Linked DNA regions of Homo sapiens: region 1 is linked to region 2. A link is a loop called in an ENCODE intact Hi-C map of the cell type or tissue named here. Cell type or tissue: PC-3. All regions are shown on one strand. Each heading gives the region's core, and the rest is flanking DNA. Links, peaks and the distances in the headings are about the cores only. Region 1 overlaps PLCB4 (phospholipase C beta 4). Region 2 overlaps PLCB4 (phospholipase C beta 4).

Evidence for each region. Peaks named below come from ENCODE experiments on the same cell type or tissue, not always from the same donor. Only the 100,000 strongest peaks of a DNase experiment are listed, where the experiment ranks them.
Region 1: it touches region 2 in a loop (2.2-fold over the local background); 3 of 110 quality-filtered maps call a loop at or near these places.

Annotation. Positions count from the first base shown.
Region 1 is chr20:9,239,328-9,244,709 of GRCh38, reverse strand. The region is part of intron 3 of PLCB4 (phospholipase C beta 4); the gene reads right to left. Among named protein-coding and RNA genes, the nearest start is that of PLCB4, 170 kb to the right of the region's middle. In PC-3, for the core only: no CTCF peak of the experiment used is centred there; DNase peaks (open chromatin) are centred at 2,819 and 3,189; H3K27ac peaks cover 888 bases.
Region 2 is chr20:9,291,347-9,296,728 of GRCh38, reverse strand. All of the region lies in intron 3 of PLCB4 (phospholipase C beta 4), which reads right to left. Among named protein-coding and RNA genes, the nearest start is that of LAMP5, 220 kb to the left of the region's middle. In PC-3, for the core only: no CTCF peak of the experiment used is centred there; a DNase peak (open chromatin) is centred at 2,438.

The sequences.
Region 1 (5,382 bases), core at 279-5,278, 52 kb after region 2:
TTTCAGCAAAACAACAAAAAAAGTCCACCTAAACACTCTTTACTTAACTGATCATCAAGTACATACAGTAAAGTCCTGAACAGACTGACTAAACTGTTGTTTCTAACAGGGGATTGGGATTTATCATTTGACACTTCAATCACACGTAGACAGAAATTATGTATTGTATGGGGCCAATATTACCTTTTTTTTGTTCCCTGCAGGAGTTCAGAAAACAAATCACTTGTTTTCATCTCCAAAACTAAGTTTCTGAAAGTAACTAGTCATAATTGATCCTTAATTTTGATAAAAACTAGTCATCAGATTAATATTTTTCCATGACTAAATCTCTGTCCTTACTAGCAGAACTAAATTGATTTAGAGTTCAAGTTCCTTAAAAAATATTTTGGAAATGTCATTATATTCTCAGCCACATTATATGGTATTCTCTTACAGCTTTTTAATTGAATTCAACATGCAATGGGAAATGAAACCCAATTATCTTGGGGGTTTCTAGAAAATGTGGGAAAGTTCATCTGAGTAGAGAAAGAGAAATGATTCATGATTAGGATGCAGCAATACGACCACAGAATAACATCACTCTAAGCTTAACCAACACCTCAAGATTAGGGATCAGGGAGAGGGACAGGACATTACTGCTCACAAGGGACAATGCTTCTACCATACATGTCATAGGACTGACCATTCACCAATGGCTTCTGGCCATAACAACCTCTGAATGTCCAGGATATACAAAGAGACTCTAGTCCTTAATAATATAAAATAACTTTTCATGAAGGCTAACCATGTTCTAGGCACAATTCTTATATTTTACATGAATAAGCTCAATTAAACCTCACAGTTACCTATGAGATAATAATGAGTAGTTCACAATAATTCCCATTTTACAGATGAGAAATTTGAGGCACAAACTAACCAAAGGTTGCAGGAGGCTAGGAAGTGGCACAGCTGGGATTTGAATCCATGCGGTCTGGTTTTAAAGCATCCTATTAACACCTCTGCTTTGCTGCCTCCCCTTTATATCCACGTTTTAAAAAACCAAACTTCCAGATACATTCGGATTTGAAAAATAATCAAAAGGCTATGCGCTTTTCAAAAAAGAAGGATGCAAAAAATTGCAGCTTCAAACAGAGAAGTCATCAAGAGCCTTGAGAAATCACCTGCTCCAACCTCCTGTTGGCAAATGCCTCTCTAAACTGCTCTTTCACAAACACAAATTGGAGTATTGGCTGGATGCAATCCCATGAAATCCCAAATGGATCTGACCTCCTTTGAGAATCACAGAATCATTCAGAACCCCCACTGAAGTCATTTATTGGCAGGAAGTCTTGCCTTTTTCTAAAATAAATTTCTTCTCGATTAATTTGGGCATTCATGAAGAACAGCTCAGCAGCATTCCCTTTAAATAAAATCCTCCAACCTATTAATCCCACCAGTGCTGTACTCTCTGGGTTCATCAAGTTAATTTCTTTAACCTTTCTCTCTAGAATTTCTATTCTATTAACAATCTTGATGTTCTTTGAACTTTCTGCAGTTTTTCTATACCTCTTTCCAAGGCTGCCAGGTAAAATACAGAACATTGGGTTATGTTTGGTTCTCAGATCAACAACAAATAATGTTTTAGTATTAAAAGTACATCCCAAATATTACATGGAACATACTTACACTAAAAAATTTACTTGTTGATGATCTGAAATTCAAATATAGCTGGATGTCCTGTATTTTTTATTTGCTAAATCCATCTATCCATTCCACTTCTTTGATGGGCTTTGAACCCATCAATACCACACAGAACCCTAATTCAGCTGCCTCCAAATTGAGCACGCATCAACATCACCTGGGGAGGGCTGTTAACTCGCAGATGCCTAGATCCCACTCCTACAGTTTCTGATTCCATGGGTCTGGGGTGAGCCTGAGAATCTGCATTTCTAACAAGTTGTCAGGTGACATGGATACTGCTCATCCAGGGTCCACACTTTGAAAACCACTACTCTAATTCCCTGATTTAGGGTAAAGCACAAGAAAGAGGCACCTCCAATCCTGTAAAATCCCCAGCTAAACAGCCTAAGCCAAGAGAAGGGCATGAGAGTCTCATCTGTGTCCATTGGACATTCAGGGCCCCTTATCTCAACCCTATTAGTAAATCAGAAAATGCCTAAATTTAAGAAGGTCCAGCCATTGCTTATATTGGTTAGATTCCCCCAGATGAAATGGTCCCCTTTATTGCTCACATGAATTATCACCCTGAGGCAAGCTTGTCAAGGGACAAAGGAGCCATCCCTTTGTTTTCATTTGCCCTGAAGGAACTTGCCCCTTGTTATTAGGAAGGAGCCTGTGAGGTTTTCTATCCCAAATCCCCTTCTTTAAAGCTGATCTCTTCATAATGACTCTTTCTGTTTTATTCTCTGAACTTCCTCCACTCTGCGAGCACTGGGGAGTCTACCATACCCATGAATCTGACTCAATAACTGCCCAGCTTGCGGCAGACTGCTTTGATGCCTCCATTTAATAACCTCCCTGTATGCTTGGCCTTTGTCCTGTAACTTTGACATCTCTTCCCATTCTGACTCTACGGTTCACCTTGGGACTTGTTTTGGCCAACAGAATGAGAAAACAGCACCTGCACCTGCAGTTCCAAATGTAGACTTCCCAAGGCCTTGCATGCTTCTGCTCCTTCTCTTGGAACCTTGTTCAGATGCCTCAAACAAGCCCAGGCTAACCTGATAGAGGCTGAGAGGCCACATGGAACAGAGCTGAGTTGTCCCAACAGAGGTGATCCAAAATTGGCCAGCCCCCAACTGACCCACTAGCTGACCACAGATGCATGAGTAAGCCCAAATGAGCCTAATCCAAACCAGCAAAAAAAGCCTAGCTGACCCATTAATTTGTGACCAAAAATAAATGTTTATTGTCATAAACCAAGGTTCTGGAGAGTTGATTATGCTGACATTCTGGTCATGCTTCAGCTCCATTCTCTGATTCTACTGACTTTGTCAAGGCTCCTGCCTGCCTTCCCATGACCTGCTCTCTAGGGAAGGAGCTCTCCTTATTTTGGCTCCTGCAGGTTATACCCTTGGCTTAAAGCCTCCTATTTCCATTGCTACTCTAGACATAATCTTGAATGCATCTGGTGATTCATCACACAAGTATCCTGACTTGGAAAATTATATTCAGTGTTGGTCAACAATTATCACATTTCTTTCATTTCCTTTTCTTTTATGCTTTGCCAATTTTGTTTCCCATTCTGCTTTTGGTTCATTGGTTTCTCTTGTGTGGTTTGGAGTGAGTGAGTGTGTGTGTGTGTGTGTGTGTGTGTGTGTATGCATGCATGCCTCTGTTGTTACCATTTTGCCATCAGAGGAATAAAAGAAAATGATCTACAGACAGATTTGCTGATTTCAGCTTCTCTGACAGCAGGAAGTACAAGGGAGGTGTGTAAATGGGCAAGATAAATAGAGAAAGGGGAGAAAGGTAACAGTATTTACCCCAGCCATAAAATCATTACTGGTAACAAAGAAATCAGAGAAGCCTTCATTCAAGTAAGCATTTCCTTTGTAGTTAAGCAATAAACCTAAACCCACCACAAATTAATTTTTCATTTACTTCCAGTTTTGCATACATTTCAAAGAAAACTGAGCCTAAATATTCCTTCCATAGGTCTTATCTTTCCTTCTAAACCATTGGAGACAGAGAATTGAAGAAGAAATATGACTGATTCAATGTATTAGATAGGATTTCTGCAAATCAAACAATTGAGATCTCTGCTACCACCAGGAAATGCAGTAACAAAGTTCTGGTGTGTACCATGATCCATCAGAGCAGACAACGGTTTACCTAAGTGGCCAGGGTTGTTGGACTGAACTTCTGTGTTTGTTACTCATCTCCCCCTCTCTCCTTTCCCTCTCATCCTCCCAACCCCCCAATCAAATGAAAGGGAATAACAAAGAGAACTGACAGATAACCAAAGAGAAGAGAAAGGGTCAAGAACAAACAAGAATAGAAGATAAAGACAAAAAAGCAAGGACAAATGTGCAATCAGAGACCAAGGCAGGGAATGCTACAGACCAGAATATGCCCAGAGGGAACTGAAGTGGGCATGGCTTGGAGCTGGCGCAGGGAATAGCAGGAAAAAATCAAGCTCAGACACAGCACAGAACACAATAACACAATAATAGTTAGGAAAATTCACAGGCTAGAAGGCTGAAGTTGTAAAGTTATTTACAATATACGATGGTTACAGAGAGAATGAAAGGGAAAACTGGGCAGAAGGTGAGCAGAGAGAAATAATATAGTTACAAAAATTATGAGACCTACTTAACACTAGGTATCATTATTGGGCTCAGAACACACTACCCCAAAATATGGCACCTGGAGGTCACTCTCTAATCCTCTCTCATTTCTCTCCCTTGAAGCATGGTCATAAAAAAAATTCTTCGGCCTACCTCCCCTGAAAGTAGGTCATAAGACCCTCATTCCAGAGGGCTACTCCTCTGTACAGACACCAAGAAGAATCTGAACAAATAGGCCTTGCTGAGTTCACCCCAGTTTATTACTATGTGATGGTTAATACTGAGTGTCAACTTGACTGGATTGAAGGATGCAAAGTATTGTACCTCAGTGTGTCTGTGAGGGTTTTGCCAAACGAGATTAACATTTGAGTCAGTGGACTGGGAGAGGCAGACCCACCCTCAATCTGGGCAGGCACCATCTAATCAGCTGCCAGCGCAGCTAGAATAAAGCAGGCAAGAGAAGATGGAAGAGCAGACTTGCGAGTCTTCCAGCCTTCATCTTTCTCCTGTGCTAGATGCTTCCTGCCCTTGAACACTGGACTCCAAGTTCTTCAGCTTTTGGACTCTTGGACTGACACTGTGGTTTGCCGGGGGCTCTGAGGCCTTTGGCCACAGACTGAAGACTGCACTGTCAGCTTCCCTACTTTTGAGGTTTTGAGACTCAGACTGGCTTCCTTGCTCCTCAGCTTGCAGATGGCCTACTGTGGGACTTCATCTTGTGACTGTGTGAGTCAATACTCTTTAATAAACTCCCCTTTATATATACATCTGTCCTGTTAGTTCTGTCCCTCTAGAGAACCCTGACTAATACATACGATGATAGCGTACCCTTCCATCCTTCAATCATACTTGAGCACAACTGTCCACAAAAATACAGTTTTCCCTGGATACTTGGGCATTCATTTCCAAAGACTCCTGTATCACAGAAAGGTTTGGTTAAATAAATTTGTTACGTTTTTCTCTTGCTAATCTGTCTTTGTTATAGGGGTCAGCCATGAACTGTGAGATGGGTGTGGAAAAGATACTGCTTTTTCTCCCCTACAGGATATATCCATTGAAATCCAGTTTATAATGCAATCTATACTGACATGGG
Region 2 (5,382 bases), core at 73-5,072:
TTCCAGCTTCATCCATGTCCCTACAAAGGACATGAACTCATCCTTTTTTATGGCTGCATAGTATTCCATGGTGTATATGTGCCACATTTTCTTAATCCAGTCTATCATTGTTGGACATTTGGGTTGGTTCCAAGTCTTTGCTATTGTGAATAGTGCCACAATAAACATACGTGTGCATGTGTCTTTATAGCAGCATGATTTATAATCCTTTGGGTATATACCCAGTAATGGGATTGCTGTGTCAAATGGTATTTCTAGTTCTAGATCCCTGAGGAATCGCCACACTGACTTCCACAATGGTTGAACTAGTTTACAGTCCCACAACAGTGTAAAAGTGTTCCTATTTCTCCACATCCTCTCCAGCACCTGTTGTTTCCTGACTTTTTAATGGTCGCCATTCTAACTGGTGTGAGATGGTATCTCAATTGTGGTTTTGATTTGCATTTCTCTGATGGCCAGGGATGATGAGCATTTTTTCATGTGTTTTTTGGCTGCATAAATGTCGTCTTTTGAGAAGTGTCTGTTCACATCCTTCGCCCACTTTTTGATGGGGCTGTTTGTTTTTTTCTTATAGATTTGTTTGAGTTCGTTGTAGATTCTGGATATTAGCTCTTTGTCAGATGAGCAGATTGCAAAAATTTTCTCCCATTCTGTAGGTTGCCTGTTCACTTTGATGCTAGTTTCTTTTGCTGTGCAGAAGCTCTTTAGTTTAATTAGATCCCATTTGTCAATTTTGGCTTTTGTTGCCATTGCTTTTGGTGTTTTAGACATGAAGTCCTTGCCCATGCCTATGTCCTGAATGGTACTGCCTAGGTTTTCTTCTACAGTTTTTATGGTTTTAGGTCTAAGCCAAAAGAACAAAGCTGGAGGCATCACGCTACCTGAGTTCAAACTGTACTACAAGGCTACAGTAACCAAAACAGCATGGTACTGGTACCAAAACAGAGATGTAGACCAACAGAACAGAACAGAGCCCTCAGAAATAATGCCGCATATCTACAACCATCTGATCCTTGACAAACCTGACAAAAACAAGAAATGGGGAAAGGATTCCCTATTTAATAAATGGTGCTGGGAAAACTGGCTAGCCATATGTAGAAAGCTGAAACTGGATCCCTTCCTTACACCTTATACAAAAGTCATCTTGTTTCTTATCTTTTATGCCTCTGAAATAAAGTATTTCTGTTCTTACTAAGGGCAGCAAAGAGCAGAGGGTATTTTATTACTACTGAGAATTTAACATAAACAGAGTTATCATCAGCCCTAAAGAATATAAAAGTTCTGAGAAATAAGAGGATTAGAGCACCCTGGGATATTTGTAAATGAAAGACTGTATAGTAGCAGTTTTTTCCCTCTCTCAAAAGTAGAACTTGTCACTGTTTTCAAGTACAGAACTAACAGAATACATGGTGGATGTCTATACTTTACCGCGCAGGAAAGCAACAACTTCTCCCTTAGTAGGAGGTGCTAGCCATATGCAACAATTTTCAGGGAGAGTTCAGCCCTTTTTGATCTAACAGTAGTAGTTCTGAGAAGGTCTTGGAACATAGAAAACAAAAGGGAAACATGCACAAATTAAGTATAGTTTTAGGTAGAGGTCACAGATTCCATACTGGTCTCTCCTGGATCTTTCAAGGGGTTCTTAACCCAGGGCTTCCTGGTCACAGAGGACCCTAGTCTTTAAAAAGTCCTGGGGTTCCAGAGTGGGGACTATGAGAATGGAGGCTTAGGTTGACCTCTTCCTCAGCTTAAGTTTCTTCTTTGCAGGAATACTCTTTGAGTTATTTCTTTTTAGCCAAGATGGGAACTCAAGCTGGGAGCATAGGGGAAAGACTAGAGAATCTTTAGGTCCCTGGATTTGCCTTAGATTATTGGTTCTTAAAGTATGGTACCCCGACAGCAGACATCACCTGGGACTTCTTAGAAATGCAAAATCTCAACCCCCATCCAGACCTAAATCAGAAAGTCTGCTGGTGGGGTCCAGGAATCCACGGTGTATCCAGCTAGCCAGGTGATTGCAATGTAAGCTAAGGTTTGAGAAAACAGCCTTAGATCAAGTCTCCAGCAAAAAGGAAAAAAGGGGGAAGAGGAAAATGGTCTTTAAATCCTTATCCAGCCCAGCCCAATTTACCAGGAAAAGAAGCTGGCTAGGTATTCGGAACTAAAGCTTGGGTAAGAAAGACAGTCCATTTGTCTAGAATGCACGCTTTTCTCAGGAAGTCCATGGACAACCAAGCCTATGGAGACTCTGAAGGCCAGTACTTGCTTTCCATCCAAGACCAAGAGTAGATACTGAGAGCCTGAAGTAAATGGTAATTTTCTCAACCATTTTTTTTCAAGCTTCATCCTTAAGAGTTAAGTAAGAAGAAACCAGTTAAGAATGACAGGCAACTTGAAGAAAGTAAATAAAGGGTGACTGAGTCATAACCAAACCCTCAGCCAACACAACATCCCTTTAATCTGCAGTGCAGACTTCACAGTCACTTAAATAACTTCAAGCAGTTACCTCTTTTGGCCCAAACCTTTATGCTCCCTGTTAACTACAAGCTATGAATGCTAATATTTCTCCTAAGAACTCAGGAAAAAATATTGGGTAAGAGTCAACCAGCAAATTCCTTTAAATTTAAGGAACTGCAATTGACAAATGAGCTGAGGAGAAAGATTATGTTAAAACACAAGGATTCTAGAAGAAACGTGCCCTCAGCTGCACTGGAAAGCAGCATCTTCCCTCACCACCTTTCCTTTTACATTCTCCTCTCTGTATTTATCAGAATTGATTCCTTGCCCCCCGGTACTGAGCATTTTGCACATTTCTCTTTTCTTCTCATTCACTAACTTACTGGTTATTTACTTACTGGTTATTTACTCCCCTAAACTTACTGGTTATTATTTAAAGAAACTGGGCCAGGCACCACTCTGTATTTTCATTTAAGCACCTTGTGCTTCCCCCTTTGAAGAACTCACCACCCTACCTGGTAAACAGCTATTTGTTTATCTGTATCATCACTACATGATGACCTCTGTGAAGGCTGGGGCCTTGCTTGCTACTATAGTGTCCAGCATATAGCAGTAAACAATGAATGAATGAATGAATGAATGAATGAATATTTTACTCTGTGGAGGAGCTCCCAACCAACCCCCAAAACAAATCAAGGCAGAAAGGACAATGGACTCTTCTCTTACACAAACACACACTTAATCCTTCCTTCTTTCTTTCCTTCCTTCCTTCCTTCCTTCCTCTCGTCCTCTTTCTCTCTTTCTGACAGAGTCTCTCTCTGTCACCCAGGCTGGAGTGCAGTGACTTCTTCCCTTCCCTTCCCTTCCCTTTCCTTTCCTTCCCTTTCCTTCCCTTTCCTTCCTTCCTTCCTTCATTCCTCTCTTCCTCTCTTTCTGACAGTCTGTCTCTGTCACCCAGGCTGGAGCGCAGTGACTTCTTTCTTTCCCTTCCTTCCCTTCCCTTTCCTTCCCTTTCCTTCCCTTTCTTTCTTCCCTTCCTTCCTTCCTTCCATCCTTCCTTCCTTCATTCTTCTTTCCCTTTCCCCTTTCCTTTCCTTTCCATTCCATTCCATTCCATTCTTTCCTTACTTCTGTCTGTGTCTCTGTCTCTGTCTCTCTCTGGGTGTCTCTCTCTCTTTTTCTTTCTTTCTTTCTTTCTTGAATCTCACTCTGTCACCCAGGGTGGAGTGCAGTGGCACGATCTGGCCTCACTGCAACCTCTGCTTCCTGGGTTCAAGCGATTCTCCTGCCTCAGCCTCCTGAGCTGCTGGGATTACACGTGTGTACCACCACACTCGGATAATTTTTGAGTTTTTAGTAGAGACAGGGTTTCGCCATGTTGGCCAGGCTAGTCTCAAACTCCTGACCTCAGGTGATCCACCTGCCTTTGCCTTCCAAAGTGCTGAGATTACAGGTGTGAGCCACTGTGCCCAGCCCAAATGCACACTTTAGTACCATTTCTGTGTATACCTGCTCCTCTCTCCAGTATCCTGAAATGCTGTTCACAGTGTTTTGTTCTCCACTCATACCCTGCTGCCTGCCTGCTGCAGGCTAAAACCAGGCCTGTAGAATGAGTTTCCATTCTTTACCAAGTTTGACAGCCTCGATTGTGCCTATGAATAATTTCTAGAATAAACATTCCAACCACACCACCTCTATGGCCTGAACCTCTGTTCTCCTTAGACCCTCTCTGATCACTGTCCCTTAGTAAGGGCTGTTCAGATTGGCACCTAGGTCCTCACTGGTGGGGCTTGATCCTGGACATGTCCTCATGAGGTGCGTGATGTTCTTATCCCTAGAGACTGTCTCTTTAGAGGAGACCTCTGGGCAGCCCATAAGGTCCTCCTGTCTCTTATGCCCAGCCCTCTGTACTTTGCCCTTCATTTGCCCTTGGACTGCCTGCCACAATTATCAGGCAAAACATCGCCAACATGAATCATATATGTCAAGAGGGAAATCTCTTTTTAGAAGCCTGATTTTGCCTTATTATTGGACTATTTCAAAGGAAAGATTTTTATTTTATCTTCACTTGAATAAGCTCTCTGAAGGTTGCCTCCGGCGTGAGTATGGAGTAAGCCTGAGGATTGTAAAATGAGACTTCACAAAAATGGGCAAAGTGCTTTGGAAAGGAGCAGGCATAAATTCAAGGACTGGAGGCATTCTTTATTTTAAAACTATTTTCTCATTAAAATAAACATACACACACAACGAGCTCTTCAATTTAATCAAAATTCCTTGTATTTAAAAATTCTCCAAGCTACTTTTATAAATAGATCTTTGCTATTATTATACAGGAGTCATAAGAAGAGGATAAAGCCTAAGACCATGCATATTAGAACTGAGCTCAGACCATAGAAGGAGAAAATAAAACATTCTTCCTCAAGTTTTCAAGCTTAAGGATATCCGAAATCAACAGTCTTCATATGTTCATCCACACAGGGGTACTGCCCCATGATCTGAAAGTAACCTTTAGTCAAAAAAATGTCACCTACATAAATCTCAAATCTCACACAAGGTCATTTATCTCCTTATGCGCCCAAAATTGTTCCACCTGAAGTCCAAAAGCTTAAAGTAAGTACAGAGATGGAACTAATAAAATAGAGATAGTGAGAAAAAAATCACATGGAATTCGAGGTTTGGGGAGGTTGATTTAATTTTTTTATACATGCACATTATTTTCAAAATCTCTAAACCTTTCTTCCTCTTTGTCTTTTTTATGCACAAAAATACATCCAGTCTGAAAGGAAAAGGAAATAAAATCCTTAATCTCAGTTAACTTATATTAAAAGTGTCACCTTTTCAGGCCCCTCCTCCTCAGGTTTGGCATTACTAATTAACTATTACTTAAAATAATGGGAAATTTACTGTGCAAATTGGTTTATGTAA